Regions from separate parts of the Homo sapiens genome. Here all the other regions are linked to region 3. A link is a loop called in an ENCODE intact Hi-C map of the cell type or tissue named here. Cell type or tissue: A673. All regions are shown on one strand. Each heading gives the region's core, and the rest is flanking DNA. Links, peaks and the distances in the headings are about the cores only.

Region 1 (11,149 bases), core at 3,839-8,838, 59 kb before region 3:
ACTGCTTTATAAACTAAGTTTATGTAAAATTTTAGATCTTTTATTGTCATTTCAGCAATGTTCAGAGCATCTTCACCGGAGAAGTTTCCATCTCAGGAAACTATTTTCTGTGCTCATTTATAAGAACCAACTCCTCATTCGTTCAAGTTTTATCATGAGATTATAGCAATGTAGTCTCATCTTTAGGCTCCACTTCTAATTCTAGTTCCCTTGCTATTTCGACCACATCTGCAGTTGCTTCCTCCACTAAAGTTTTAAACCCCTCAAAGTCATCGATAAGGGTTAGAATCAGCTTCTTCTAGACCTCTGTTAATGTTGATATTTTGACATCTTCCCATGAATAAAGAATGTTCTTAATGGGCATCAAAAGTGAATTCTTTCCAGAACATTTTCAATTTATTTTGCCCAGATCCATCAGAGGAATCACTATGTATGGCAGCTCTAGCTTTATGAAATGTATTTCTTAAATAATAATTAAAAGTTGAAATTGCTTCTTGATCCATGAGCTGCAGAATGGATGTTATGTTAGCTGTCATGAAAACAACATTAATCTGTTTATATATCTTCATTGTAGCTTTTGGATGATCAGGTGCATTGTCAATGAGCAGTAATATTTTGACAGGAATCTTTTTTTTTGGAGCAATAGGTCTCATCAGTGGGCTTAAAATATATATTAAGAAAACCATGCTGTAAACAGATGTGCTGTCATCCAGGTTTTGTTGTTCCATTTACAGAACACAGACAGAGTAAATTTAGCATAATTCTTAAGGGTTCTAGGATTTTCAGAATGGTAATCATTGGCTTCAACTTCAAGCCACCAGCATTAGTCCCTAACAAGAGATTCTCCCGTCCTTTGTAGGCTTGAAGCCAGACATTGACTTCTCTAGCTATGAAAATCCTAGATGGCATCTTCCAATATAAGGCTCTTACCTCTACAATGGAAATCTGTTGTTTAATATGTCCACCTTCATCATTGTCTTTGCTAGATCCACTAGCTTTCTCCTTTTCTTCTGCAGCTTCCTCACCTCTCTTGGCCTTCAAAAAATTGAAGAGAGTTACAGCCTTGCTCTGGATCGGGCTTTGGCTTAATGGAATGTTGTAGCTGGTTTGATCTTCTATCCAGATCACTTAGACTTTCTCCATATTTGCAATAAGGCTCTTTTGCTTTCTTATCATTCATGTGTTCACTGGAGTAGCGCTTTTTATTTTCTTCAAGAACTTTTGCATTCACAACTTGGCTAAACTGTTTAACACAAGAGGCCTATCTTCCAACTTATCTCGCATTTTGACCTGCCTTTCTCACTGTTTAATTATTTCTAACTTTTGATTTTAAGTGAGAGACCTGCAACTCTTCCTTCTACTTGAACACTTAGAGGCTATCATAGGGTTATTAATTGGCCTAATTTAAATATTGTTGTGCTTCAGAGAAAATGGAGGCCTGAGACGAGGCAGAGGGATGGGGGAATGGCGAGTCAGTGGAGCAGGCAGAGCACACACGACATTTATCAGTTAAGCTTGCCCTCTTATATAAGTGCAGTTCATGGCATCACAAAACAATTACAGTAGTAAAATCAAAGATTGCTGACCATAAATCACCATAACAGATATAATAATAATAATAAAAGTATGAATTATTGTGAGAATCACCAATATATCACACAGAGACACAAATTGAGCACATGTTGGGAAAATACCATGGATAGACTTGCTCAATGCAGGATTGCCACAAACCTTTAATTTGTAAGAATCATAATATCTGCAAAGTGCTATAAAGTGAAGCATAATACAGTCAGCTATATCTGTACTTCTCCTTCACTTTGAAGAATAAAAGATACAAAATTCTAGGTTGGTATTTTTTTTCCTTTTTTCTGAACATTTTAAATATATCACTCCACTCTCTGCTTTTTAGTTGTGGAAGTTTCTATGGACATATCCTCAAGCTCATTAATTCTTTCCTCAGATATGTCTAATGTACTAACCACACCATCAAAGGCATTCTTCATTTCTGTTACAGTGTTATTGGCTTCTACAATTCTTTTTGATTCTTAGAATTCCATCTCTCTGCTGAATTACCTAATCTGTTCTTGAGTGTTGTCTACCTTTTTCTATTAGAAGCTGTAGCATATTAATAATAGTTGTTTTAAATTACTGGTTTGATAATTTCAAAATCCCTGCTATATCTGAGTCTGGTTCTGAGCTTGTTCTGTCTCTGCAAACTGTGTTTTTTTTTTTTTTCCTTTTATTATGCCTTGTAGTTTTTTGTTGAAAGCGGGACATGATGTACTAGGTAAAAGGAACTGTAGTAAATAATCTTTTAGTTATATGGTAGTAAGGTATGGTGGGAGGAGAAGCATACTATAGTCCTGTGATTAGGTCTCAGTCATATAATGAGGCTGTATTGCTGGGCTGTAATCTTCACAAGTGCTTCTAAGTTTTGCCCCCACTTAGTGGGACAGGATGGCTTAGAGGGGGCTGGAGTTGGGTACTTCCCTTCTTTGATGTCAGTTAGGTGCTGATAAAACCCCAGTAGATTAGGTTCCAGCAAAATAGTTTCTCTTGAGGGCAGCATGTGTTAGGAATAACAGAATTATCTGAGCATATTTCACAATGGCTGCTTTTTCCCTCTCCATGCAGAAAGGATAGGGAATATTTCTTTCCTTTTTACTGTGAGAACCTGGTAGAGCTCCTGAAAGTAGAACCTAGAAAACATGGGGCTCACCTAAAACTGGGCTCTCCTGGAGTTTTTAGCATTCAGGTTTGTTCATACTGAGCCTTCAGCAATTAGCCAATTACAGTTTAAGTTTTCCTCTCTTGACCCAGCTCCCACAAGGTTTATTCTCCTTTAAGTTGTGCTTCTCTGTATTTGCCAGTCTGTTCCCAATTCGGGGGATAATGGTTTGCCCTGTGTTCTCAATTCTCTGAGGGATCTAAGATTTGTTGCCTTTCAGTTTATTCAGTATTTTAACTGTTAGAATGGAGTGATGACTTCCAAGCTTCTTACGTGCTGAACCAAAACTGGAACTCCCGTCTAGCACGTTTTGAAGTGGCCCAGAGAACTGAAACACATTGCACTGTAAGCTACAGCTCCCACTAAACAATTTTTATTGTCTATTTTTATTCCTTAACATTATCTACTCTTTATAGTTTATGCTTTTTAAAAAACTTTTGGTTAAGAAATTGGTCTACTTTCCCATCAACTATCTTTGGTTAGAACTTTACATTGACTACCCCTTCTGGTAATACTGCCCCCCATATGACAAATCAAAGTATGGGTTTACTCCAGGCTGCCCTGACTCTCTGTCTTTGCATCCTTTCCCCAGCTATAGTGTGGCATATTCCTGGGGTAGAAGCCCTTCTGCCAGGCTGCATGCTGCAGGAGGTACATGCAAAGTAAACAAGACAAAATGAACATCATCACACATTCAGCTTCATTACATGAACGGGAAATTGAAAGCAACATTTCCATCACATTTTCTCAATAATCAATGCCATGGAATTTTAATAATGAAAGATAGAGATTAGTACATTGTGATGTAGAGTGTTTTCAGGGAACTAGGATATTGCCTGAAAATAAATAGCATTGAACATTTCCTCACTGTTAAGTTTATGCTAGGTCCTCTTATGTCTCGCTTATCATAATTCTCTGAAGCAGGTTCCTTTGAAAAAGGCTCCATTCTTATCCCATCCTTTGTTACACTCTCTCCATGTTTTCATAGACCGTAAACTCGCTAATGCATACACATGGCAGGGACCAAGTCTCATCTCAGTGCATCTTGTGTCACGGTGTACCCATCAATCCACTGTGCACTGAAAAAAGACTACAGCCCTACAACCTCTTTACTCGGGTTTTGTGCATGCTGCTTAATTTCACTGCATCTGTCAAGCCGTTCTTTATCGAAGAGTCTAACAGCCTTTGAGTGCACGGTGCTCTATCACTTATGTAGGGGTTATATTGATCTTTCTGGTGTGTGCTCTAAAGTGGCTGGCATCAAAAGCCAGTGAGGCAGCCAGTTTGAGCAGTATGGGCCATTTACAAACTTCAGGATGAGATGTTGCAGGATGCCAGGGAAAACATTTTTGTTTTTCCAGAGGGAACCATAGTTCATGAAATGTGGTTAATGTACCATGTTTGTATACCCTTAAAATCATTTTATAACCACACTGAGTGCCTCTAAACATTAAATATATTTTATAAGTAGTTGGTTAACTAGCTGTTGTATGCTTTAAATAGTAAATAAAATGGAAAGGCACTAAACAGTGACTATATTTCATAGAGTAAGATGCTTTTCCAGCCACTCAATAATTCTCAATGTTAAGAAAAATTGATTTTAGAGGCTGAGTGCCTCTAAAAATTAGCATCTTATCTTCCTACAGGGGATGATATTCAGTTAGTCTCCTTTCTTCCAGCTTTTGACTTAATGGTCTCTAAGGGTCCCTCCTTTCTGAAAAATTCTGTAGGTTATGTTGGATTATAATTTGGGCATATATGTAATTAACTGGGCAAAATATAAATCAGGAAGCAGTTCCATCTTGGCTTTTTTTGAATCTTAATTGCAAAAGAACTAGCTCTTCACACACTAACCATTCCATAACTCCCATCTCTTCTCTCTCCACCAAAGACTGCATAGAGTCCAAGCACTGCATAGAGACACCTATAGCAAATTAAATCATTTTCCTAATTCTTTAGCAACTCTGGCCTTTAAGGAAGTCATATTGCCAATATTGAGACTTTTAAGATAAATAGAGTAATAGCTGACAGCATCACAAAAGTTGAGAACTGAAGTACTCAGATACTCCACAGTTATGGAAAACTGTGTTAAAAGAAGATGCAACTCTTAGTCCTGCCTAAACCACAACCAGCTGGGTGACCCTTGAGATGTCACAGGGCATCCTTGAGTAATCTGTTATAACCTCGGTAATGTAACTCATCAGTCAAATGCATAGTTTGAGCTAGATTCCAGAACCTGGCAGCAGGATAATCTCCATGGGTTCCTTTTAGATCTAATAATTTATAAATTACTTCTAGCTGTTTATCTCATTCTGAAGAACCATGTGTCTCAAGTGTTCTCAACAGTTCCACAGCAGTGGGTGGCTGGCATGTTGAAGCCTGAGGAAGAACAGATAAGCATCAAACTTCCTGGGTACATATGCTTATACTTAGAAAGAATGCAAAGAGTGAACAAAATTCTTCTCAGATACACCCTCAAAATTCCCACTGATGTCATTAGGAACTATGTGGGATTAGATGAGTATGCGTTGCTGATTTGAGTCAAATCCAGCAGTGAGCTGGCACTGATTTTTCCAGGTTAGAATGATGTTGCTTCCTGGTTCACAGACTTGAGAAAGATGTGGCAAAAAGCAAAACCCCAGGATACTATAGATTATAATTTGGGCACATATGTAATTAATTGGGCAAAGATCTCTGAGGTGGCGGTATTGCATCAATTGCCATTGTATCCCTAGCATCCAATCAATAGCAGTTGATCAGTGAACATCTGTGGAGCTAAACTGAATCCCATAAACAAATGCAGCATAGCAGACAAAAAATGTAAACTGTCTAAAATGAAAATCCAAGAAGGCTGAGGCAGCACTCAAAATGAGCCCTCTAGTCAATAGTGTTATAACAGAAATGCCACGAAAATCATAATCTCCCAAAAAAGGAATCATTTCGCTGATTGGATTCAATCCAGAATTTGCTTTTCCAGCCAAAAAGCAGAGTAGGGTCCCACCCTTCCTCCCAACACAAATACATCCTCAAATACAGAGAAGTAAGGCAAAGGACACAGACAATGTCACCTTACTACTGAAGTAAACAATAGTAATTAACAATAGATGGCTTACCTTGTGCCAGCTACTCTTCCAAAAGCTCTATGGGTATTATCTAATTTAAATCTCACTACAGTCCTCTTAGGTAGACATTGTTATTGCCATTTTATATTATAGTTAAGGAAAAACATGCACCAGTGTTTTGAAAAACCTCAAAGTCTGGGCAATTTAGAAGACAGATGACTGACTCTGTAGCAATAGTCACTATAGATAGCTCTGTATTTAAAATCTGAACTTCTAGTGGTCTACCACTATACAAATAAAAATATTCTCCAATTAATGTAAAACTCCATGATGTGAGAAAGCATTATAGAAAAGAACAATATGAAACACAGGAAATGAGTCAGCAAACCAGAAGTCCAAAATGATGTGGCCAGGAAAAGAAACAATTACCATAGCCACAGTTGGAGAAAGATTTTATCTGTCCCATTGGGTATGATCTCACTATGTATAATCCCAGTGATTAGGATATGTGTATATTCGTAACTTTTGATGCACTAGAGAATTAAATAGGCCAATAATTTTGTATACAAAAGGGCATTTTTTTTCCATGGCTAGCCCTAGGCAAAATTGTAGACTATGATGGAGTAATGGGCTTATATATCAGATCTGGATATGAATTATGACTTTTACCAACTGGTCACAAGTCCCATGGCTGTCCTGACAGAGGTCCAGGACCCCTTCCTGAACAGCAACCATGGTAGCTCACTAGTATTTAATTTTTCCTCTTAACTGTGGAATGCAACCTCATGTTAATAAGACTTAGATAAAATAGGTGAGTAAACAGAGAGTAGACCCAACTTTTGAACGCCTCAGTGGTTATATCTACTTCTCCTATGTAGAAGACTAACCCTGATTATTAACTTATTCGATGTTTAGTCAACAGATGTTTGTTGAAACATACAATGTGTCAGAAACTGACTAGTATCTGGGGATAAATCTAGTGAGAAAGGTCTCTACAAACATTGCTAACAAGGGAGACTAACAAATATAGTGAAGCACTAATAAGTGCTAGGAGAAACGTAAAGGAGGCAGTGTGGCTTGGCAAGGAGTATGGTGATATCAGATATCAGATGATCATGAAAGGCACTGCGGAAATTACATTTAGCACAGAGCTGAAGGAGGTGAAGGACCAAGTCATGAAGATACTTAGGGAAAAGGGTGAAACCCTGATGTTTCAAGGTAGATGTATGTTGTCATATTCAATGAGTTTTAAGTAGCAGAAGGGTCAAGCTGGGAAAGGGTAGCTGGTTAGCTCAGATCAATCAGGTTTCATCCTTAGCCTTATAGGCCATAATAAGCATTTCGGTTTTTATTCTAAGAGAGATGAGAAACATGAAAAAATCGTATGATCCTTTAGGTTTTAAAAGGACCATTCTGGCTATGGGTTGAGAATGGGGAGGAGGCAGAGTGAAATGAAGGTGATAAGTTAGAAGACCATTGCAAATCCCAACTTTCTTTCAAGGCTTGGGCAAGGATGATTTTGCTGGAGGTGGTGAGAAAAGGTTGATTTGGGAGACATTTGGGATTAAAGCCTGGAGCTTTGCTGATGATTTGGATATGGGATGTGAGGAAAAGAAAGGATGCAAACATGACTAAGATTTTTGCCTGAGCAACCAGAATATTAACTAAATGATTATAGCATAATCTCAGTTTTCTTTCCTCAAAGACATCTGTTTAACTTTTCAGATTAGTTATGACACCACACAACTTATCACACACAAAAAAAGAAAAAGAAATTCTATCACATTATATCTAGCCTCCACTCCCTAACAGAAGTTGAGGTCATTTACAACATTAAAACCTAAATAAAGTCAAACAGTTGGAATAGAAATAAAAACACAAACAAATAGAAGTGAAAAATAGTAGGAAGACATAGAACCTAGGAAATATTCCCTACTTCTGTTTCTAGCTGAAAGAACAAGCTAAATTGCTTGAATTCCAGAACTTCAAATCAAGGAACATGTTTCCTCAGATGCTCCACCCAAACTGTAATAATTGCTTAAGCCCCACAAATCCAGAATTAACACAATTTGCTAAAGTAGGCTGGTGCCAGCCCGAAGGTATATCAGGGACAAACACTACAGAATGAGAGAAGAAAGGTCATTCACCAGGTTTGGGGCCATAAAGAATACACAATTGTCCACTTCCCTGCCTGCAGAGCCTGTCTCTTCCTTGCCAATTCCCTTTACCACGCATCCAATAAGCCCCGGTTTTCTGGGTGAAGTGTGCCTTTTTTCCCTAAGACTCTTGATTCCTCGAAGTTTTAAGTTTTTCTACCAACCCATTCTTCCTCAAATTAATAATACTGTGAGCTGAGACTCGTCTGTTCTGTGTGACCCCTTTTTGCCTCCCAGGGACTCTTACGCATATCCCTAAGACATAAAAGGAACCAGTTTGTCTTTCCTTTTCCTACTCGAAGGAATGTGTGAGAGTCATTTCTGTTGAGCCATTGCCCTGACACCTAATATTTTCATAAGGAATAAGCAAACTGTCAGGTTTAGTCAGACTCGACACTCCTCATAGGCAACTTCAGAATTTAAAGTCACCAGCACTAAGATTACTCACCTTTTCAAACAGTCTCTAATCTGAGCTCCATGTTTGGGAGTTGAACTAGGCTGGCACCATTGCTTTAAAGTCTTAATTATTTCAGCACAGGATGGTTATGGAGAGGCTTAGAAAGTACTATATAATTTCATCTGTTTAATAACATTTCAGGAACTGGAATCAAAAGAATGGTAATACTCTAGATTCCAGTGTCAATGTCAAACCTCCCATGGATGTGGTCTTACAATCTGGATCTGAGGAAGGGGTTAAAAGCATTTCAGATAAAGAAAAGAAACTTAGCCTTGCAGCCCACCTGGAACATCACCATCCCCTTAATGAGTAAACCTGGCAAATCTTTCCAATAAGGAAGAAAGTAGAAGCAGAGTCCTCAGTTCCCTTTCATACAACTTATGATACCAGAACCAGAAGGGCCAAGAGGAACAAGGCAGCCAGACGTACCATTCCTGAAATAAAAGTCAAAAAATGGAAACACAATAATCTCTTGAAACCCCTCCCACATATAAACACTGACCTGGGCGTGGAAATAAGAGGACACCTGTCTCCTCAGACTGGGCCACAGACACTGGCATGGAAATATCTTTGAAGGTAGTTCCCCACATCTGTCTTCTGAAAGCTATACATAGATATTTTCCTTAATGATAATTTTTATTGATCACTTATTGTGTGCCAGGAATTATATGATTTCTTTACTTGTAGGTCATGGTAACTTTAGGGAGTACCATTATTTCCCTTAAGATACACATTCCTTACCCACAGTAGATTTTCCTTCATTTAATTCTAAGTCTTGTTGATCCACATTGTTTTCCCAAGACTTCGAGAGTAACAACACTTGAGTGGTGAAGTTCAAAATATTTTAGACTAATGAAAATGACCTTGAGACAACATAATCTAAAGTTTGAGTTCTGACTTAACCTCTTAGTCTTATTTAGTAATGCTACATAAGTAATGCCCCTATTGCCTCCTAAATAGTTCATTTCATTTTAATCTTGTCCCCGTTCTGAAGCTGAGGCTGGATTAGAAAAATTGACTTGCTTCCATGAAGATGTCCAGTATAGATGTATAGGGCAGGCTACAATCCCATAATCAACAGGTTTGATGACTGGGAGACACCATGGGTGGGGCTAAAAGTCCTCTAAGAACCCAATGATCATTAGTGAGGAGAGACAACCCCCTTCCTCCAGCTCTTGGTGTTTGGATGTTTGAGCTGTCAAATGAGGATTCTTGGAGATTTTAATTATGCTTTGCATTTGAGGTCAGAAGCTGGGCTTTGTTCTTCCTTGTCACCCTATACCCTGCGCAGAGCCTGACATGCAGAAGATGCTCAGCCATGTTTTGGGAGAGAAGGGAGGGAGGTAAAAAAGAAGGGAATGACATATGGTTAAACACAGGACTAGATCAAAGAATATGCTTGCAAATAAATATTGCCCTGTGATATGTCTTCTGTTTTTAATCTTGAGGGATATTTTTTATTATTTCACTTTTTATTGTTTAAAAATTTTTTTCCTTTAATAGGAATAAACTATGAGAACAAATATTTGCCTTTTTATTTTATTTTTCATGTCTGCTTTATGGCAGCAAGCACAGGATTAGCAGAGGCTTTACAATATTTATGATTTGACTTACTTGCAATGAATATTATTTCATATTGATTGAACTTTAAGTTAAATAAAATTTTCATGCAAACTTTTTTTGCTTTTTAAAAAGCTTCTTCAGATTCTGAAGTTTAAATCTTGTCCCCATTCTGAAGCTCAGAGTAGATCAGAAAAAAATGACTTGGTTTCATGAAGATGTCATGCATATTAACATACATTTTCTATTTCCTAACAATTATTTGACATGGATTTCATGTGGACTTTTCAAGTGATTTGCCTTAAAATATTACCTAAATTATTAACTCAAAATTTCAATTGCATATACAACATTCTAAATTCATCTCCAATTTTTCCCTTCAGGATTCATTATTATACTTTTATTTATTAGCAAAGAGATACATTTTTTGAGTAACTTCCCTAATCAAACATTTTAAAAGTACACAGATACACCCCAAAGAGCCTGTAGCTTTAGTCTGATCTCTAAAAATTGCAGATAAGCCTCTATATAGAAGATAGTTGAAATGTATTTATTATAAATTCAAGGGACAAGATTATTCATGATTTCCTAGCTGTATGGTACTAGATGAAATCATTCATAATTCGGGCAAGTTAACACTTCGTTCCTATTAACATGTGGAGATCTAGATAACAGTCAAGATCAAACCAACAGAATTTCATTCAAATTTGGAGAGTTGGAGAGAACCAAAAGTTTGTTCTAGGAAGCAATAAAAAAAATGAGGTTTGGTTAAATTCTAAGATCAATAAATTAGTATGATTTATTTGAAGCTGAAGGTTATGAAAAGTCCATTTTCAAAACACTGGTTGATTGTGTTTCTGAACCAAAAAGCCAACAAATATTTACTGAGTGTCTACTATCTCCATGGCCCTATTAGGTGCTAGTGATGGATACAAAAAAATATATAAAATATGATTGGTGATTACCCACATGAAGCTTTCAATCATGTTAGAAAGGAAGAAAAAGACACTTATGCATAAAAAGTTACAATATCAACTGGTGTTTTGCAAATTAGTTCATATTTACTTTGTTCTTATTCTCTTTTAAAATTCTCAGGAAGCTACATGTAATTTCTAGAAAAGGTGATAATTTAAACAATGTTTAAAATTTAGTAGAAAGAATTAGGCCAAAATAAATATTTAAGTGT
Region 2 (11,149 bases), core at 3,592-8,591, 310 kb before region 3:
TTTCCTTGTTATTTTATATAACAAGGGTATATAACTGGGTAGTACTTTCTTGTTATTGTTATATTGTGCCTCTTAAAGAAATAGCTTCTTTTCTTATCCTCTTCAAAATCCCAGTGTGAATATTTCATTTTAATGTCTCTAAATTATACTGAATAAAAAAGCCTTTGGTATTCTTCCCAAGATCCTAAATCTATTTTTAACATGCAGCTACTACCTTTTATGATATCATTTTATATATTTTAAATGGTTATCGTGGTCTTGACTATTTGTCAAACAACCCACTAAGTACTGACAAAGCCCAAGTGTTCCTTATAATATGTGTCTCAAGAAGGTCTTTCTTATAAATACAAGTTTTCTCCTTAAATCTCCTTTAATTTTCCCCCACAAAAATGTTGATTCAATTACCACATTTAACCATAGCAGTACTGTAAATAGTCCATCATGTAGGTGATGCTCGTTGAATCATGTATTTTGAGGCCATAGCTAGCAGGACAGTGGCTATAATAATCGATCTCTTGTTCTGAAGTCCACAATCTATAACACCAAACTGCAAAGGGAATGAAAAGTACTAGTGCTCAGATGTTCTTAAGTTTTGCTCAACACAGGACATAGAAAGAAATTAAATAGTAAATAACCATTATTTCAAACTGAATCTACCAGGAACCCAGAGAGGCAGTGGGTATTCATGGTGCGATAAGGGAAACACTGAAAAATATAAAATATCTTCTACTTCCAAAATAGATTACAATTCTGTAGTGGGATAAACAAGTGACTAACCAAAGATAGACTATGATAAATACCCTAAGGGAGAAACTAATAAGTTAATTAAGTGTTCAAAGGAGGAAGTGAGTACATCTGTTGAAGGCAAAAAGAGCAGGATTTATCAACAGCATGAACCTTGGATGACCTTCAATTTTACATGAGGGCTGGAAATCAGGATTTTTATGCCGAACATCCTTTGTTAATGTTGGAAATTTGTCTTTAAAAATCAACATGTAGTGAAACAAATATATGGGCTGAATTTGGTCCAGTAACCATCAAGGTACCCTGTGTGGGACACAACAGAGACTATATCTGGAAGTACCATAAGAAGCAGCAGCACAGGATTTGGGATCAGATTGCGGAAAGTTTTCCTGCATTTAGGATATTATCCTTAATAGAGTAGGAAATGGGAACCACTGAGGGGTTGTTAACAGAGGCATGAAATGAAATTACTAAAACAATGCTTAAGAAAGTTGAAATTAGCAGCAGTATGTAGATTGGATTGGAAGGCTGAATTGAAAGGAAAGAAGTCAATTTGGAAGCTATTGTAATAGACCAACAGTAATACAATCCAGGGTGACAGAAGCAGCAATGGAGAGAAGACACAGGGATGGTGGCTAGAATGTACAAATACATGCAAAGTTCTTAGCATCCTGTTCATGTTAATCCTTTCTTCCTAACACAATGCAATTCCATGGGAAAATTCATTTCGTTTTTGAAAGGGAGTGTAGCCTCTGGAGCACTTTGGGAGACCGAGGCAGGCAGATTGCCTGAGTTCAGGAGTTCGCGACAAGCCTGAGCAACACAGTGAAACCCTGTCTCTACTAAAATACAAAAAATTAGCTGAGCGTGGCAGCATGCGCCTGTAATCCCAGCTGCTCAGGAGGCTGAGGCAGGAGAATTGCTTGAACCTGGGAGGCACAGGTTGCAGTGAACTGAGATTGTGCCACTGCACTCCAGCCTAGGCGACAGAGTGGGACTCCGTCTCCAAAAAAAACAAAAAAGAAAAATCTGGAAACTGGCCGTCCAGATTCTAATTTTGACTTCCCCTCTTACCAAATGTATAACTTGTGGAAATTGACCAAACCTCTCTATTCTCAATATCTCAATTTCCTAGCTTAAAATGTGGTTAGGGTAGTCCTTGTAGGATTGTTAGATTCCCTGACTTTCTCTTTCTCTTCCTGTATATATATGAAACTGTTCTCTGTCACAAAGTAGGCATTATGATAAGTGGTCACCTATTTAAAACAATACAAACCACTGGAGTAGATAATCACTTTTCATGTATATAGCATCTACCTACTGACTGCTTTTACCAATCCTATTCACCTCCCTCTTTAAAATTGTCCCATAAAATGTAAGACTTCAAATTATATTGTGCCATATATATATATATACATATATATATATACACATATATATATATACATATATATACATATATATACATATATATATACACATATATATATACATATATATATACATATATATATATATATATATAGCGCCACACAATATATGAGAGATACAATTTCAAAGAAAAGAGGATTTCCACCAACCCTTTGGTGAGAATTACTTTTTCTTCATTACCTTTGTAAGTTGGAAGCTAACTTTCAGCCACAACATAGGCTGATAGAGAAATATAGATTTTTTTTCCTAAATATACAGGTACACACACACTACAAATATACTATAGATAAAATATGGCTACTGCTCTAAATTGTAAGCTCTTGTTTTCATTTTATTGATTCCATAATACCAAGTAGAGTGTGTATTCATAAACCTCACTTAATATGTTCATGTTTTCATTATACCGAAATAAATTTCTCCTATTTGAAGTTCCCCATTCTAAGATTTTTGAAAAAAGGGACTTGACTCAGTGGTATGGGAAAGAGCAGGACAAGAACACTTTATTCTCTCACCTATTCCTTTTATTACCCTTTAAATCAGAGGCGTCTAACTCCCTCCTCCCTCAAGGTACCCTGAACCCATGTCTAAGGTACCATGGTTGTTTGCTATGTAACCATTGCCTCGAGGGGGATTTACAACTCAAAGTGTTCAGATCCCACTTGCTTTTTTTTTTCTTTTCTTTTTTTTTGACAGATTTTGCTCCATTGTCCAGGCTGGAGTGCAGTAGCGTGATCTCGACTCACTGCAAACTCAACTTCCAAGCGATTCTCCTGCCTCAGCCTCCCAAGTAGCTGGGATTACAGGCACACACCACCAAGTCTGGCTAATTTTTATATTTTTAGTAGAGACAAGGTTTCACCCTGTTGGCCAGCTGGTCTTGAACTCCTGAACTCAAGAGATCTTCCTCTCTCGGCCTCCCAAAGTGCTGGGATTACAGGCATGAGCCACCACACCCAGGACTACTGGCTTTTTTTGTTTAATTTAAATCAGCATTTATTGGGTGTTGCCTGTATCCAAGAGAGCCAGGCATCCTGGGCAGACAGAAAGGTAAATTAGACCCCTGCATTTTGTACTGTACCATTAACAAAACAAATCTAGAAAATCTTAGGAACAATTGTTAAGTGTTACAATTGTCAATTTTAGCTATAAAAAATGATAACTCCAATATGTCTTTCGAATTAAGGAGATAAAATAGCTGCAAAATATAACTTAAAGTTTAAGAAATATTTAACTTGTTAGCTCTTAACAGAGATTTTACTTACAGAGGCAAGAAATGAAATTACTAAAACAATGCTTAAGAAAGTTGAAATTAGCAGCAGTATGTAAATTGGATTGGAAAGCTGAATTTAAAGGAAAGAAGTCAATTTGGAAGCTGTTGTAACAGACCAACAGGAATACAATCCAGGGTGACAGAAGCAGCAATGGAGAGAAGACACAGGGATGGTGGCTAGAATGTAGAAATACATACTTATGGTGATTTCTATATGAAAGTTTATACACTTGCCAAAAAACACAATTTTGCTTTGACATAATTGTTGAGTTTCTTGGACAGAAACCAACCAACAAATCAACCAACAGGTTCAGCTGCTTACTCAGCCACTCCTGGTTCAAATAAACCTGACGCATCTTTTGTGAAACTTGATTCATCTTGGCATTTATATCTAGAGTATCCCTTATCTCCCAGCATACCATATGAACTTTTTGGGTTCTGTCTTTGTGCTGAATTAGGGATTCTCTTTGTATCCTCATTAGTTAAATTTGCTATCTTGCCTTCAAAAATACACATTTAACAATTCTAATCTAATAGTAATGAGGGGTCTAGAAGAAAAGTCCTCCCATTTTAATTACAGAAAATTTCTGGGGTTCTTTTTGGAGATAGGGTCTCACTATGTTACCCAGGCTGGTCATGAACTCCTGGCCTCCAGGGATCCTCCCACCTCCAACTCCCAAAATGCCAAGATTACAGATGAGTGCCACCACATCTGGCCTAGAAAAGGGTTTTGATTGCATAATCCATTCACTACTTTTCATTGAAATTACTGGACCCTTAAACTGTGAAATCATATCTCTTTTAAGAAAGTGATAACTTTTTTACATGTATATTACAAAAAAAAAATTAGGGATCAAAAATGTTGCAATTGTTATTTTAAAGTAGGTGATTGCCTTTTGAATCTTTTATTTTTGCAAAATTTTCTCTTCTTGATGTTGTAGGTGCCTATGGTGCACAGAGCACAAAGCATTGAGTAACACTGAGTAGTATAATGTAGACCATACAATATAAAGAAGGAGAAATGAAAAGAAATAACTAAGGGAAAACAATAGTAGCAGCTAATGAACTAACTGTGGTTTATAAGACAGATAATTTTGGGAAGGAATGGTAATATGGTATTGGAGGAATAAAAGAGTTACCCAAGAAAGCACAAATCTCTCTACTTAATAACCAGAATAGTGTTCACTAGACTACAAATTATATTTCTTGGGGGAAAATGATAACCTATCTCCCATTAAACATTGATAAATTAGCCTAAGTTTAAAAATGATAAAGCTAAGTTACTTTTATATTCTGTTTCAGGAAATTAAATAGGAAAATCATTTTCTCACGAATGAGAACTATTCTTTCCTTCCAAGTTTATTTGTATTGTCATTGGATAACTCTGAATAAATTAAAACAAAAATAGCAAAAATAATATGGAAATAATACTGGACTTTGAGACTAAAGATTTTGGTTCCCTTGCTGGATCTCTGCCTAGTATTGTGTGATTTTCATCTTATGACTTAACTTCGTCAGCTTCAGTTTCTCCTACTATAACAAATGGGGGAAAAAAAATAATGTAAAAGATGTTAAAAGATAGAGCCAACTGATACCTTTGTATTCCCAGCACATAACAGAATGCCAGAAACATAAACAATGTTTAATAAGTACATTAAAAATAAATTTATAAAATGGGCATAAAATCACTTTGCAGCATTGGTATAAAGATCAAATGAAAGCAATCAGATGCAATGATTTTTAAATCTGGAACATTTTATATGTAAATAAACATATAAACATATAAAATATTTCAATGTTATCTCATGACTAACAAAATGTATTTTATATTGCATAAAGTTTTGTAAACAGCCTTAATTTATTTTTAAATATATTCTCAGTATGTATATTTAATGTTACATATATATACATATTATTCAATTTATCTAAGCTCTCATGTCCTCACCTGTAAATTAAGGCCTTGTGTTAATTATCTTCAATAATCTATTCTAGTTGTATCTTTTACAGATAATTCGTGATATAATATTTTATATAAATATTAAATGAATTTATTACATAAATAGATTAAATATTAGGCAAATTAGAATTTTGTTTCACCTAAATAGTATTTTTAAGTAAACATAAATGTCACATGACTATTTTTTATCTCATGGAATACTTGATTTATTATAATATAGAAACAAAAATTACAATAAACCTATCAAAACCCAAAATTCTAAAAACTATCAACATTTATGCAAAAAACATTCAAAAATTATACAAAGCCAAAATTTCAAGACATCTATCAAAAACTTTATTAATCATTGACAATGAGATAAAAATGGTCTGATTTGCTTTTGAAAGTGAAGAAATCGTGTTTGACAAAAACTGAGCATACGTTTTGGGAAATAATGAGAAACAGAACTGTTGGGGAAAATAGAATATAATAATCCCTTGAAAAATTGTAAACAGGAATAACATATCGGCATGCAGCGAGGCCAGAGTTAAGGAGAACAGCTAGGAAAGAGTTGCAGTCACTAATGTGGCACTCGTGGGAACCTAAAAGGGGTATTATAAGAGACCAATCCTGCAGATATAACTAATATATGATCCCTCATTTCTCTCTAATCAACCTAAAAACATGTCTATTCTTATCTTCCTTCAGATCCAGTGACATAATTTTGCAGGCACTAGATGTCACTGTTCTACTTAAGCAAAATAAAATCTAGTCATTCTCAAGTCGTAATTGCATCTACCTGTATGTAAATCTGAGACTGCTTTGTTTCAGATCATTTCATAAATCACTAGGGATTTGTACCTACTGCAATCCGAAGAAGAACCAGCTCTGTAGTTCTCTGACAATTTCTAAGAGTCTTTTTTGCACAGAACAAGTAAAATAAAAAATTTAATTCTACAGAAAAATGAGAACAAAATAAAACTAGAATCCCTTCTTCAGCATTTGTCTATAACCTATTTGTCTTGTTAAACTATCTATAGAGAACAATGTATAATTTTTTATTTTTATCTGTCCAGGATCCATAGTTGCACCTTTGAACTCTACTTTGAAATTCCCAACTGGGGCTAATCATGAAGATACCATATTGTTAGTTTCATGCTAAAATCCTAAGGGACTAATCTGTCTTCTCTCTGCCTGCTGAGTTAAGTTTGCTCAACTCAAAGTCCCACTCTTTGGGACTTTGAATCTTGAGTGAATGGTGCAAGGACATAGGACTGTTGGAGGTGGGTTTTTTTTTTTTTTTTTTTTTTAGGAGCCGTGTGGGATGCTAGGCTGGTCAGACTGACTGCTCTTGCTAGGGGACTCTCACCGTACTTCTTGTGGCTGATTGGTCTAGAGCCCCCTTGATTCCCAGGTGTTTCTAAACCTGGGCCTCAGCTTCTTGTTGAGTCTATGACCTACCTACCCTAACACCACCACAACCCCAACACACACATGATAGCCTTACAATAAATCTCCTTTTCCTTATGGTAGCCAGGTCAGATTTTGTTGCTTGCAACTACACAAAACAAAACAAAAACATAAATCCACATCTTGAAAAACAACACAAGTTCTTTGTGATATAAAACTATCAGCTTTGCCTTGTCAAGCTCACACTTGTTGAACTTCTGGGGTTGGGAGAAGCATAAAGGAATAGGTTCTCAAGAAAGAAATTTACAAAATATATACCTGGTCACGTAAGACCTTGATTCTAAACTCTAGCAGATGTTTTTTCCTGGAAGTATCCAGGCAGTTAATTATCCCGAATCTCTAAGATTCTAGTTTTTGGACACCAGTCTTTGTATACTCTACTTGGCATCATCTTGGGAGATCTGAAGGAAATGAAAAAGAAAACAACAGTATTGTGAAAATTACTGATAATAGAGGCAGCTGTCAGGGGATCCATGGAAACTGCAGGACACAGGCTGGAATTTTACAACTGACACACGGCCCAGCAGCATGGAAAGAAAACTGACTTGGGTGCAGCTTCCTGCCAGAATTATGTCTGTTATGATTTTTTCTGAGAGGTAGGAAGGTAAGGGACTTCGGCCACAGGCACACCAGGTTTCTATCCCCAACTCAGCTAGTTGTTAGTCATACTAACTTAAAACAATGTACTAGTTCTCTGATTCCCAATTTTTTTTTCTTGAAAATAATGTCATTTCTCATGGAATTGCGAGGCATACATGGAAATGGTATTTCATTCCCTCTTCTCTGTCTCTTCCCCCACTTTTTCTCACTCCAAGGAACCTGGTCTGGAGATGTCAGATGTGGGTAAGCCAAATAGGTGACTGACAGTGAATGGATTGTGAAAAGGAATCACACGTGCAGCACTCTGGGACAGTCATAGGATTACAGTACTAACTTTTAGAGCCTGAGAGAATCTTACTGATCTCATACATTTGAGGAAGGAACCAAAGCTGAGAATTTTAGGGTATTTTCCAAGCTAATTAATAACCAGAAGCATGTATTTAACAAGGGCCTTATTTCATACAAATTTCCAGTCCATTTTTATATTACTAAAAAATATGATCTGAAAATGCGATCCATTAAAAAAATTTTTGTGACATAATGACCCCGTCCGAGAGCATTTGAATTTTAAAGTACTGACAGGCAGATGAATATAAAATATTATTTGGGTGGTGTTTTTTTACACAGGGGGCATCCCTAGCTATCTTCAAATAACATAATGCAAGTGTCCACCTATCTGAACAGGCGTAACAACTGGAGTCTGCAGAGACTGCAAAGGCAAAAATATCTGAAGGTTCATTTCTTTTCTTTTCTATATTTTTTCAGTTTTGAAAATTAGAAAATACAGAAAAGTATAAAGAAGAAAATAAAAGTCTTTCTAATTTGACCAACTAGAAATAAACTGTTAAATTATTGCTTCATCTTGTCCTCCCACTTTTTCACTTTTTCTTGTTTTTCTCTTTCTCTCCCTCTTTTTTTTTTTTTTTTTTTTTTTTTTGGAGACACAGTTTTGTTCTGTCACCCAGGCTAGAGTGCAGTGGCTCAATCTCGGCTCACTGCAACCTCTGCCTCCAGGGTTCAAGCAATTCTCCTGCCTCAGCCTGCAGAGTAGCTGGGATTACAAGCATGCACCACCATGCTCAGCTAATTTTTGTATTTTTAGTAGAGATGGGGTTTCACCATGTTGGCCAGGCTGGTCTCAAACTCCTGGCCTAAAGTGATCCACCTGCCTCGGCCTCCCAAAGTGCTGGGATTACAGATGTGAGCCATCACCCCCGGCTGTTTTCTCTCGCTCTTGCTCTCTCTATGAATATTTCACAAAAATGTGATTATGCAATGCATATGCTTCATAACCCTTCATACTTAGGTCAGATTCAAGGCAGGGTTAATTTCAAGTGAGTAATAACCAGAAAATTCACTGTATTTCCTAGTTTATAAAGTAATTTCTGGTACATTAGCTCATTTATAGTTTTTAACCATAGGTCTTTGAGAGGGAAGGCAGCAAATTATATATTTTTTAGAAAAGGGTGGAGTTACATCAATAAGCACAAGTCTCTCCTTTTATCCAGAAGGATCATTATAGAGAAGAAAATACTAGGACAATGGAGAGTGATTCTTTGCACTCTATATGAAAAAGTAAAATATTCCTCCCAATAAATATTGGTTTCACAAGGAAAAAAAAGTTATATTATGTCAGATAAAAGGTGACTAGTAGGGAAACAGAATGTATAATGCCATGCAGCCCTGGTGTCTCACTATGTTGCACAAACGTGGCATTAAATATCTATAGTAAAGTAATATTAATAGTTCCAAAAAGGCAAAGAAATTTTAAATCTTCTGTGCATATTAGTCTAGAAATATAAAGGGTAAATAAAAGAGAAAGAGTGAAATTCAAAGATAGACACGAATACACTTTAGATGTTAAAATAATGTGTATGTTTGATTATAGAAGTGAATTAGTCTTCAGTGTTGCCTTTTAAAAAATTTTTTTAAAGCGTGTATATTCAATGAAGCCAGCAGCCACATTTGTCTGGTATACTGGTGTATCTCGAATGCTTATACCTTAGAATGTCTCTAGTACTTAGCACTTTCCTGCAACAAAGGAGCTGCTTAAATATGTTTAACAAATATATTCACCTCATCATATTTTCACAAAATAAGAAGAATAGAAGTAACTCAAATAGTCCATATTCCAAAAATAGCATATTTATGACACTAAAATTAATTTTAATTTTTTAAAATTATGCATCGATTCATGAACATACACTTACAATATTTTTAGAAATCCCACTTTCTACAATGCATTATGCTGTATGCAAAGGAAAAGCAGACACTGTTCCTGCCTTCAAAGAGCAGAATCACCGATTAAAAATGTGTCTGACATTCTGAGAAATATACCTTTGAAAGTAAATAATGAAGCTATTTAGAAAAGACTCAGCTTTTAACATCTGGCCGGCAAATTTCTCATTTTGCTTCCCATTAATGGACCCTTTCCTGATTTTAACTTCATGCTGGGACTTCATGACTGGGCTCTCGGGATTCTTAATGCATAATAGATTTAAATTTATGTTAAAGAAATGGATCCAGGACTTCAAGGGAAATCTGGTTGGAACTACATATGGTAAGTGAGATTCTAAATCTATGATAAGGAAAAGGTGGATAAAATACTGGGTGGATGGGGTAGAGACACCTAAGACAGTAACAAGCATAAACAGGGAAGATCAAAGGTTATAAAACAAATACTTACTTATCTTATAATTTACCTATAGTTTTCCCTGCTGGTCAATGTAGGTTGGCTGACAATGAAATGAGATAAAATACACAAGTTTCTTAATTTTCACACAGTGCCTAATAGGAAAAATCTTAAAGAGATATTTATTGTATTTCCATGTGTGTTATATCATAAAATGTTATTGAAACACTTTTAAAATCTATGGCCAGGAATCATTTTGAAATGATTGGGAACTCTATACTGTTTCTCTCATTCCATCAAATGAAATTTCTTCTTTTCTGTTTTTATGTGTCCTATCATTTATTATACTGTATTGGAGAACAAACAGAACATCTAGCCTTTTTTGATTAATGGTATAAGGACTAACAACTGAATGAGGAAAATCATTTATTAATTGCTATAGATAGCAAACAGTATAGATTTTCAAGTACAGTAGCTTGTCCTAACCCTGCCCACAAGCAAGAGAAAGCCTCAGAAGGAAGCTGATAGAACATTTGCAGAAAAAAAGATCAATGTTAACAGTGTTATGGCATTCCTCAGCACACTGTGGCACAAAGGTCATATAGATTCTCAGCCAAGGCAGAATATCTTAAAAATTTCTTGGAAGGGCAAGGCCAATACTTATTTAAAAAATTAAATATAAGGTAATGCTGAAGACTTTTATATGTTCTGCTAGTGTGTGTATTTGTGTGCCTCTGTAAGGTTGAATAGAGCTGAAGAATTAGTTTTGTTTTCTAAGGTAACTCGTTTAATTTGATTTTTTTTTAAAGATAGTAGCCACAGAATCCCGCGAAATCCAATTTTCTGTCCATGTTTCTAAAACTCTTGATGTTTATGATAAATTTATTGCAAAGGATAGAAATGTATTACTGTGCTTTCCATGCACAAAACTCAAATCATTAGAAAAGGATTTAGTTAAAAGAGGCCACAAAAAGTTCTATTGGGAATTGAAGTTTGGCCTTGGAATGGATGTGGGATAAGGAATACAATTCTGACATTCTTCTCATTCACAAGCTACATTTATAAT
Region 3 (11,149 bases), core at 3,793-8,792:
TTTGGGAAGAAGAAGACATTCACAGTAGGGCAAGATAAGGACCAGTTGGAACCTCTTGGCATCTCTGGATTTGTTCTTTATCACCTTGAAACAACAGCCTTCAGAGTATAATGGTTGCTTCACTTCTGCCTCCCAAATTTCACGTAAAATGTCTCTAGTAGACAACCCTAATCTGAAACATATAGAAATATACTTTCAATTTAGCTAAAATGACAGTACGAAAGCACCACAATCTACCTCTTGTCAATTTAGCATTCACATTAAACAAATACTTAATTTCTCAGAAAAGATAAAAGCAAATTATATTTCCATCTAACACAATGCAACCATCAATCATACAACCAAAAACTTGCTATACCTCTCTCCAAAGATCCCTAGAAATTTCTCCAAGATGTCAGGGTTCTGAATTTTTGTGGAATTTCCCATTTTCTGGTATATGCATCTTACCAAAGGGTATTAAGTAGCTCCTGTTTCATGTTCTCCATGTCCAAGCAGTATGATATCATCAATGTAATGGACAAATGTGATGTTCCCTAGCATGGAAAAGTGTTCAAAGTTCCTGAAGATGAAATTATAAACAAGAATTTTTGAGTTGATATAACCATTGATATACAATGATAGTATGTTTTTGGTCCTGCCCATTGAAGGCAAACTGCTCTGGTAATAGCAGACTATATCTGCAGATAATACAGCTGTTGCCAAGTCAATATCTATCTATTGAGATCTATCTATCTATCTATCTATCTATCTATCTATCTATCTATCTACCTACCTACCTACCTACCTGTCTATGTATTGTGCCAGGTAATGTGTTCCTTTACTCCAGGAGCAAAAATCACATCTGGTACAATAGCTGCAATTGTAGTCACCAGATAATTAAATTTATTATAATCCACTGTCATTTCTTGAGATTCATCCGTCTTTTGCACAAGAGAAATAGACAAGTTAAGTAGGCATATGGTGGGAATTACTACTTCTGCATCTTCAAGTACTTGATAGTATTACTAATCTCTACAATCCCTCCAGGAATGCAGTATTACTTTGGGTTTATTATCTTTGCATGCAAAGCCAGTTCTGGTGGTTTCCACATATTACAGCCTTTCCTATCATAATAGCCAATATGAGGATTATGAAAATTGCTAAGTTTATCTACTCCAACTATATAATTCAAAAACTGGAGGAAAAAATTACAAAGAGCATTTGAGGACACTCAGAACCCAAGGCAATAGTCCATCAATCACCTGACCTTAATAAGCCCCTATTTCAGGTGTTAGACCACAGTGCTGTTTGCATCTCCAGGAATTAATGTCATTTTAGAGACAGTGCCTAACAATCCCTTTAAAAAATGTGATTATTTACTATTTTCCAATGCATAGTCATGCTGGTGAGTGACCTCAGGTCCCTCTGGGGAAGGATAGGAGGAGGATGTTGCATCAATTGTTGACTATGTAGCAGGGTCTTTCCTCAAGGGAATCCGACCTTCAATTCATTCAAGGTAGTCTGAATCTGTTCACTTGCTCAAGTCTGAAAATTAGTTGGATTGGTCACATCTCTCTATTGTGATGACTCAAGTAAACTCCTGCTCATAAGACTCAGAGCTTTTCCACTTAATTAAGATTTTAGTAGGCTGTCAATCGATTCCACTTCTGGGTACATCACTATCATCTGGCCAATGTCAGATCTGTTGGTCAAGTCATCCTAATTACTGCCTTGGCTCTGCTGCCGATGATGATCATCATGTTCACATTGTTTTTGATGATGATATGCTACCATTTAGCTGTTGACATTTAGCAATTCTCATTATCTCCAGTGAATTCCAGGGGTTCCGTTTTATGGCAAGAGTTTCCCTATCATTCCTGGCCTATAAAACTAGCCACCACAGTGCTCTTCAAAGATGCCACAAGCTCTCCTCAGGAATGAATTTCTTTCAGCCTTCCACAGCCTTGGTAAATGGGTTGTCTTCTAGACCTCCTCAAGATTAATGAGTAGGTAAAAAGGGCCGGGCGCGGTGGCTCACTCCTGTAATCCCAGCACTTTGGGAGGCCGAGGCAGGCGGATCGCGAGGTCAGGAGATCGAGACCATCCTGGCTAACAGGGTGAAACCCCATCTCTACTAAAAAATACAAAAAAAATTAGCTGGGCCCGGTGGCGGAAGCCTGTAGTCCCAGCTACTGAGGAGGCTGGGGCAGGAGAATGGCGTGAACCCGGGAGGCAGAGCATGCAGTGAGCCGAGATTGCGCCACTGCACTCCAGTTTGGGCAACAGAGCAAGACTCCGTCTCGGAAAAAAAAAAAAGGAGTAGGTAAAAAGATCTTACAGCATAAATTTACTCCAACATTCAAATCTCCCTGAGCCTTTGGATGTCTTCCTTTTTAGTACACCAGGAAAGCATTAATATTACAGCTTGATTTAGCATAGGTTACCTTTGGGTCTAGGCTTCAGTCAATCAACCAACCAAACTGTTAGAGCCTCTCTTTGTTGCTCAAGGTGACGTTATGAATCCAGAATCTTTGCATAGTGCACCTTTATCAAATTCAGCTTGATCTAATCGTATTTCCTTCCACCCTGATCCAATATACTTAGCTGGGATTTTGAAATCCCAAAAATATTATTTTATTTTTCCAAGTTTTCTATTATATTTAAAAGCAACCAATCAACCACATAATGCACCTTATTTTTATTGGAATGTTCCATGGAAAAATTTGATCATTCCAAAGCCTTGTCTCTATAGGCACTTTATTACAGGTGCCAAAATGCGAGTATTTAAATAACTGTTTTGTCAGTGTATTATTGGTGCCTCCTTTGCTACTGGCCATGGGAACATGGATGCCTTTAAATCCAATAAGATAAGAACCAACTACAGATACTGATCTTTAAGGTTCTATTACCAATAACTTTAGCAATCAGTGTTTAATAAGGAAAGCAGAATAACTACAATGTTACAGAATACATAATTTATTGTAGGAATTTCACCTTGTACAACTGTGGAAGAAGCTGAGGAAGTAAAGGTCTAAAAGTGATCAGAAAAAGGTTACTAACCAGCCATGGCATAAGTGAACCTGTTGAGTTTTCAGGAGACTAAGCTTGTTCACCTGCTGGAGTGTATAAGGAAATAGGCTAGTATAGAAATCTATGAGACGTTTGTAGTCCCTCATGGTTATTGCTTCTATGATTTCACAGCAAAGCATCTGGTAGTGTGCCTGATATAGCTCTCAGTTACAAGGACCAGGTGTTAGGAAAGAGAACTGGATGCAGAATGTGAAATGGCAAAAATACAAAGAAAGAAGCATGTGCAAGGGTCCCGAGGAAGGAAATAGTTTGGATTATTTGAGACAGTGAAGAAGAGCAGTGTGGCTACAGGTAAAAGGAATAGAAGATTCACTCAAGATAAAATTGGAACAGAAAGAAGTCAGATCATTCAGGGCCTTATGGGAATTTACAAATTGTTCTAAGTGTATTGGGAAACCACTAAAGGGATTCTTAAAGCTCCTAAGAATGAAATTATCACTACCATCATATTTCCTTCAATCTGTCAGAGACTACAGTAAATATTTTACATAATTATTCCCCTAACATTATTGAGCACCTACTATATGCTAGAGAGTATGCTGGGTACCAGAGATTCAATAACAAACAAGAGACACGTAGACACTATTTTCAAGAAGTTCATGATCTAGTAAACATGTTGCATTTAATCCTCACAGTAGGTTCTATGAAATAGGAAACTGAGGCATAGAGGGAGTAAATTGCATGAAGTCATTTTACTAGAAATTTTTGCAATCAGTATTTGGACTCTGTCATATTCCCAAGACATTGCTTTTAAGCAGTATTCTGTCTGCCTCCCACGCTGTTATGTAAACACCCAGATAAACCCAAGGAATAAATCACTGGAATATGATCAATTTCTTAATCTCTTCATGGTCCTCAGTTCCCTATGCTTATATCAATGTGTACATGTTAGGTTATAAATTTCACTTGAGCATGGAAATGAGACAGCCTTGAGTATGTGAAGCGTCCTTTACAGAATTCAGTGCAATTAAGTTTACCAGCTCACTCAGTTTATCATGTGCATGGTGTACGCTGAGCAGGTGCTTGGCTGTCCATCATGAGATTTGAAGTTCCACATTATATTGGACATGCTCACTGGGATGACACATCCAATTTGGTGGCTGCTTATTGGAATCACATCTTTTTGTCATGTTCCCTTTCCTTCAACAGGAAAGTATAATCATAAATATTAAAAATAAGTTTTTGAAGAAAGCTGCTCACTGACTCTAAGAAATAAAAGAGTTAATTAAATGCTGAATACATTGAACCAGTGTTGGACAGATAAAAACCTAAATTTGGTTGTCGTAACTGTCAGGCCATTTAGAAACCAAATAATTCACACCCTACTAATTGCTTTTATGTTCACTTATCCAAGAGACATGAGTCATCTCTCACAGAATCCTAATTATGAATGACTTACACCTTGTTGATGACAGAGATCTGTGTTATTCTTACAGAAACTTTCCAAGACATATTTCTTTTAAAATAATTTTAACTTTCTCTGATTTAAGTTTATCTGATAAACTTGTGTATTTTCTCAGAAAGATGTAACCTAGGGGCCTAACTTTTCCTGTCTTTCCTTCCTTAGCCAAAGCGTTGTTCAGAAGCCAGGAAAATTGAGTTTCTAAACTTTTTGCTGCAAAGGGTGTCGATGCTCTGATGACAGATTAATCCAGGCACCTGATTTCTGAAGCTCTGTATTAAAAGCACTGATTCTTTTCAGTAAGGAATCCAAAAAACACCATGAAAGACAGCAGTGACACGAAAATCCATGTAGTGCATATCTGAGTGTGTTAAAACAAGGGCCACTGAATTCTCAAGGCATCAAGAAGTTGATATTGTATCATTATTAAGAGTCTAGGGACACTTCCCTTACTTGAGTGTTAAATATGAGGAACTATTTGAAGACCAAGGAGGGAGAATGAATACAAATGTAACTCACAAAATATACCAATTTAGTTACTGACTGACATAAAAAGTCTGCTGCTTAAGATTCAAGTGTAACCAATGCCACGTCAGGATTTTTACGCATACGCACACACAGTGTTCAGTAACAAAATAGTTTCATTGGTCCTTGATCCTTCAACATTTTACAATTAATTGCCTGGGATACAGAGGCCCTAATGGAAGGGTCATGGCCAGACCTGGAAAGGCCAATACTTAACTCTCACCATGCTAGTGTTTCCTCCCCATCCTCAGACTTGGCAAGCAGAAGCCTGAGGCCTGAAACAAGTAACCTTTGGACCTAGTTTTAGTGAGTATGATTTCTGTGGTCACACTTTCTTTCACTACGTCAGCTGTCCATTAGAGGCACCTTGCTGTGCTGCACACGTGAAATATTAGACACAAGAGTGGCTTCTAAGAATTAAACTACAGAGACTAATCCTTGACTCCTGTAAAATAACTATCAAAGACCTTCCATCCTACCTATCTGGGAATTTCATATGAAGGAAAGATTGATGCATAATTAAAACAGAAACTGTGTATTTATTCAGCATAGGGAGTGGTAGTACAAACTTCCTGGAACATTATTCCAAATGGGAGGATCCAGCAATAGGGATCAATCTTTCTGCTGAGTCAAATGTTGGCTTCTCTTCTGAGGTTTCTGATATATGGGCATCAACCAGCACTACGTGCAATGATAGCTTTTGATGCATATCTTGCCAGTGATTCCAGTGAAAATGTTCAATTTCCTTCTTTAAATCAGCAATTTTCTGGGTCTCATTGCCATTAATATTTATGAATTGAAATAATGTGGTGCTTCAAAAGTAGCCCCAAGGTTTTATAAAATAAATTATGGGATTCCTTTTTTTTCATAAGTAGGAATAAGAGCTTAGGTCTTATTCCTTAGATAGATAGCTTAAGGTCATAGAGTTTACTGGCAGGAAGAACCAAAAAGAAAAAAATGCTTACTCCATTATTCTAAACTGACCACAATAAACTACATCTTTTTGAAAACACTGTTATAAAATAGGACTTGAACTCAAGGTCTGATGTGATTATCTTATTAAGAGTTCTCCGGAGCTTAATTTCTCCGTTTAAGCATCTCTATGTTCCATGAAACAACTACAAGCTCACTTTCAGTTGACACTGCATTACGACCCCTGGAATTAAGCCATCACTACAGGGAGAGTACTAAATTCTCTAAATAAATTTCTAGATTATCTGGCATGTTTGACTAGTGGATCTTATGGGTCCTTCCTTCCTTCCTTCCTTCTTTCCTTCCTTCCTTCTTTCCTTCCTTCCTTCCTTCCTTCCTTCCTTCCTTCCTTCCTTCCTTCCTTCCTTCCTTCCTTCCTTCTCCTCCTCCTTTTTGGTTTATTGTTTATTGAGAGGGGGAATCTCGTTACATTTGTAAAAAGTGATTGTCACATCAAACTACACTATTTTATTTTTTATTTCCATAGGTTATTGGGGAGCAAGTGGTATTTTGTTACATGAGTAAGTTCTCCAGTGGTGATTTGTAAGATATTGGTGCCCCCATCACCCAAGCAATAGAGACTGCACCCTATTCGTAGTCTTTTATATCTCACCCCCTTCCCACCCTTTCTCCTTGAGTCCCCAAAGTCCATTGTGTCATTCTTATGTCTTTGCATCCTTATAGCTTAGCTTAGTTGCCCCATATAGAATAACATAAATTCCTTCCCTCATATCCCTACTCATACCCTTTCTGCTGTCTCATTCTTAATCAAGAAAAAAGCACATTACAACACAGATAAAAATTCCTCTATAATGCTGGGATTATCCAAGCCAATCTAAATCATTCTAGGCTAGTGTAAGTTCCACATGGTAAAGGTGGTGGTGAGGGAGTTATTATAATAAAATACATAAGAAACTCTATGTCTTACCCATATGTGTATCCATGGCCACAGGAAGAATCAATACTGCAACTCTGATCAACAGTTTCATTCCTGCATTAGTAAGGAAATTAAAATCTTACTGTAAGGGTCCTCTTATTACAGGAAGTTCACTTCTATTAGGAATATTTCATAAACCAGTTTGTAGCCAAGGTCAAGAACCAGGAAGCATGGAATTAAGTAGACCACAATCAGTAAAACAGGACTTGGTTACCAAGCTTTGGGACAGGATCAGACAGGCTAGAAACCTGCTGGGCATTGTGCTTCCTGGTTGTGAGAATACAGGTCAATCATAGGGACTCAGAGCTGAGTCCAGAGCAGTATGAATGCACAGTAGAGGCAGGGGCCAAGCTGGAAGACAAGAGCATGAAAATAATATTTTATCCATGATGTTTTTATGAGACCACAGATCAGATTCCAATTAATTATTGGTGAGGATTAGCATCAAAGTTAATTCTTCTCATAGATTGAAAAAAATCACAGAATTGGCATGACAGACTATCTATACATGTACAACTTTCACTGTTTATAAAACATAAGGATAGGCCGGGTGCAGTGGCTCACGCCTGTAATCCCAGCACTTTGGGAGGCCGAGGCGGGCAGATCACAAGGGCAGGAAATCGAGACCATCCTGGCTAACACAGTGAAACCCCGTCTCTACTAAAAATACAAAAAATTAGCCGGGCGTGGTGGCAGGGGCCTATAGTCCTAGCTACTCGGGAGGCTGAGGCAGGAGAATGGCGTGAACCCGGGAGGCGGAGCTTGTGGTGAGCCGAGATCACACCACTGCACTCCAGCCTGGGTGACAGAGCAAGACTTGCTCTCAAAAAAAAATAATAATAATAATAATAATAATAAATAAAAAAACATAAGGATAAAGCTGCAGTGCTTTATGATTGTTACTAAAGTAACTTCCCTTGGAAAAAGAAGACCACATTTCAGAGTCTCATCAGTAAAGTTGTAACAAGTTAATACTTCTGAAGGTATTAAAATGAGCATTCCGTTTAATAATATTATTGTCAGAACACCTAAGATAAAGTGTAGTAAAGGAAATTCATTCATCATTCATCCATGCCTCTGACAATTATCAGATCTGGATTCGAGAAGTAAACTTGAAGGTCATCAGCCAATAAGAGAAAGTTGAAGCTGTGGATCCTAGAAATAGTGCACTGTAATGTCAACTTAGATACATTTTAGATATGATAGTGTTAAACGCTACTATAGATTAAGTAACATGAGGATGGAGAACTGACCGTTGTATGTGGTGTTGTGAGGCTCATTCGTGACTTTGACAAGAGTAGTCATTTCACTGGAGTACTGGGGGCCTTATTGGAGTAAGTTCAAGAGAAAATAGAGAACTTAGAGACTGTAAGTGGACTCAACACCTCCAGGGACTTTGTCTAAAAAGGGAAGGAGAGGAATGAAGAAGTAGCCAGGGTGAGTCAGGTCAAAAGAGGGCTTTCTAAGATGGGAGTATACCAGCGCATTTGTATGCAGATGAGAAAGATTCAGAAGAGGTGAAACAATTGATGACATAGACAGGAGAGAAAAAAACCACCACAGTGATATCCCTGAGTAGGCAGGAGTGGATAGGATCTAGGTCCTAAGTGGAGGAATTGGTCCCTGCTAGAGTCCAACTATAGCAGAAAAGGCTCTCAATATGTTGTTGTGAATGAATTTTAAAATGCTTAGTGTGTTCTTTCTTGAGATTTTAATATCTCACTCTTCTTTTTCTGACTTGTTCTTTTGTAAAAGAACTTGAAATCTAATTCAGAATAAACGTGAGGTAAATGAACAACTTGAATAAACTTTCGTCTATTAACATTTGTGGGAAATACAGTCAGATTACATGAAAGACAAATTAATTTGGGTTACTACTGATGGGAACCATCCTCAAACTAAGACGTGGCTAATAAAAATGAAATATCCAACAACATAAGGACATGGAGAACCAATCCTTTCTTGGGATAATCTTCACAGTAGTTAGGGGGTCCTAAAGCCTATAGGAAAAGTGAGGGCTCTAGAAAATATATTTCCCCAAATACTGTACATTCCTTGTGCCTTTTTATCCAACAGACTTCCTGGCTACGTGCAGACTGATAATGTTAGGGTGACAAACCTGCAGTGCATTATTAGCAAAAAGATAAGCATCACACCATTTCATGAGAGAAAAGATCTTACATCCTTAAGCATTTCAATGAAGAGTGTAGGATCAGTTCCTCCCATGTGAATCACTTTGACATTTAAAGGGTTCATGGAACCAAGAGAAAGGTAAGGCCCATTATTGTAAAAGGAAAATATCGTAACCCTCATGGAATGTTCCTGGATTTCTGCCATGCAGAGGAAGGGACTTGTAGTGGAAGGCGATAGGAATAATAGTCACCCAGGAGATGAGTAGCCAATCAAGCCACTTAAGGTTTGTGATCATTGAGGCAATAAAGCGTCATTCTCCTTGCAGGTTGGGCTCCAGTGCTAGTACACTCGACTACATTCTATCATCATCTACACAATGTGTGATCCAAAAGGATTAAGAGAATCAAGCCCTTCCTCTACTCACTCCTCCAAAGAGTAAAACAGACGCTGGTAAATATTTGTTTAAGAAAGATCTTTTCTGATAACCAAACTGGATGCCTTTTCAGAGCAACCACAGAGGTAGGATTAGAATTGTCTGTGTGGACTAGAAGGAGGTGGTTAGAGAAGGGAAGCTGGGTGTTACCATGGAAAGCTGGAATCCAGCTCTACTGGTACGTTAGCCTCTGCCACTCTGGAATCTTTTAATTGCCACAAAGCCCCATTTCTGGGTAAACACAATGAAACTCATTTTGAAAGGAGGAGAGGGAAAGGGCAAAGAACAGAGGAAGCAGCTTCCTTATTCAGGGAAAAGGGTAGGTAACTAGCACCTCGTAGACTGAAAAAACAAAAAAGAAGGTTTTAAATTCCCCAGGATTTACAGGTTAGCAAGGCCCCTGTACAGAGTCATATGTTCTTTGAGAGAATGAAAATGTCATATCTGAAACCTCAATAAGGCACATAAAAAGGCCCAATATATTCAGAATTACCAATTCTAAAGCTCAAGGAATCACATTAAGAGAAGGAGAGAGAAGAGAATGTCTCATGTTCCTTAGTTATGGCATTTCTGGCTTAAAAAAAAAAATCAACTTTTTAATTTTTTTTTTCTTTGCTATTTTACTGGAAACATCTCAGAGAGGAAAACTAACTGTTCATCCTTTGTTAAAGCACTCCTAACCCACAGGCCAGGCTAGACAGCTTGGGCTTAGTTGAGTGCCACTGGCTAAATTTAACAGTATGGCTTTCTCGTTCTTGAGTGTGAAGGCGAGCAGCAATCAGAGGTGCTATGCTCTAGTTCTCTTTAATCCATTTTTAATTATACTATAAACACAACATGTACAGCAATGGGTGACTTCCATGGATTGTTCTGGCAGGTATCAGCTTGTTTCCAACTGAATGATTTGTTTTCTTTTTCCGCCCCCACCAGCCACCCAGATCCTGGGCCCCAAGCCCTCTGATCCTCTTTTTCCTGAAAGAACGTCTTATTTGAAACGCCATTGTCCATCTTAAATTAAATGTCCATGTTAAATTAAATTGATTAATTTTCCAAGACATTAAAGATGTTTTAAGTTTAGAATAAACAAAGCAAAGAAAGGGCTCTTTTTGTAAAAATGATGCAAAGATGGGAAAATAAGTAGATTTTTTATAGTTTTTTGCAATAATTTATTTAAATAAGTTACATGTTATGTTTTCATAAGATTCTATGTCACAGTAAGGATGAGGGAAAATTAAATCTGTAGTATGAAACAAAATAAATAACATGGGTCAAATTTAAATGTTTCTAATTTCATTATATGTAGGGACTACCCCTATATTTCCATACTATTGTGAATATTTTATTTATATATAGTAATTTTTAATTTATGAAATACTCATTCAATAACATCTTACTTTATTCTCACAAATCTATAAGGTGTCATTATTCCCACTAAAGGGATGAGGGAATAGAGACTCAGAGATCAAGTGACTTGCCCAAGCTCATAGAGCTAAAAAATAGAAGAGTCTGAATTTGAAAGTAGATCTTTCAGCTCCTAATTTTGTCATCTTTATGCTATAAACATGGTAGCATTTTCAGCATTCCTTATTTTCACATTTTCTTCATCTCATCCTCTTACATAGAAGTAAACAGATTAATCTTGAGTATTTCACTAGGGCCAAATGTATCCGTTATCTCC

Evidence for each region. A loop is a pair of places that touch in the nucleus more often than their neighbours do. Peaks named below come from ENCODE experiments on the same cell type or tissue, not always from the same donor. Only the 100,000 strongest peaks of a DNase experiment are listed, where the experiment ranks them.
Region 1: it touches region 3 in a loop (5-fold over the local background); 5 of 110 quality-filtered maps call a loop at or near these places.
Region 2: a loop joins it to region 3, with 5 times the contacts of the local background. A loop is called at or near these places in 5 of 110 quality-filtered maps.

Annotation. Positions count from the first base shown.
Region 1 is chr2:212,837,842-212,848,990 of GRCh38, forward strand. No RefSeq gene overlaps it. Among named protein-coding and RNA genes, the nearest start is that of LINC01878, 48 kb to the left of the region's middle. RefSeq lists enhancers at 5,591-6,790, 6,024-6,318. In A673, for the core only: no CTCF peak of the experiment used is centred there; DNase peaks (open chromatin) are centred at 5,080 and 6,190; H3K27ac peaks cover 2,883 bases.
Region 2 is chr2:212,589,115-212,600,263 of GRCh38, forward strand. No RefSeq gene overlaps it. Among named protein-coding and RNA genes, the nearest start is that of ERBB4, 56 kb to the left of the region's middle. In A673, for the core only: a CTCF peak has its summit at 6,136 (motif pointing right); a DNase peak (open chromatin) is centred at 6,117; H3K27ac peaks cover 653 bases.
Region 3 is chr2:212,896,485-212,907,633 of GRCh38, forward strand. No RefSeq gene overlaps it. Among named protein-coding and RNA genes, the nearest start is that of MIR4776-1, 24 kb to the right of the region's middle. In A673, for the core only: no CTCF peak of the experiment used is centred there; DNase peaks (open chromatin) are centred at 4,427, 5,737, 6,147, 6,537 and 2 weaker places; H3K27ac peaks cover 4,807 bases.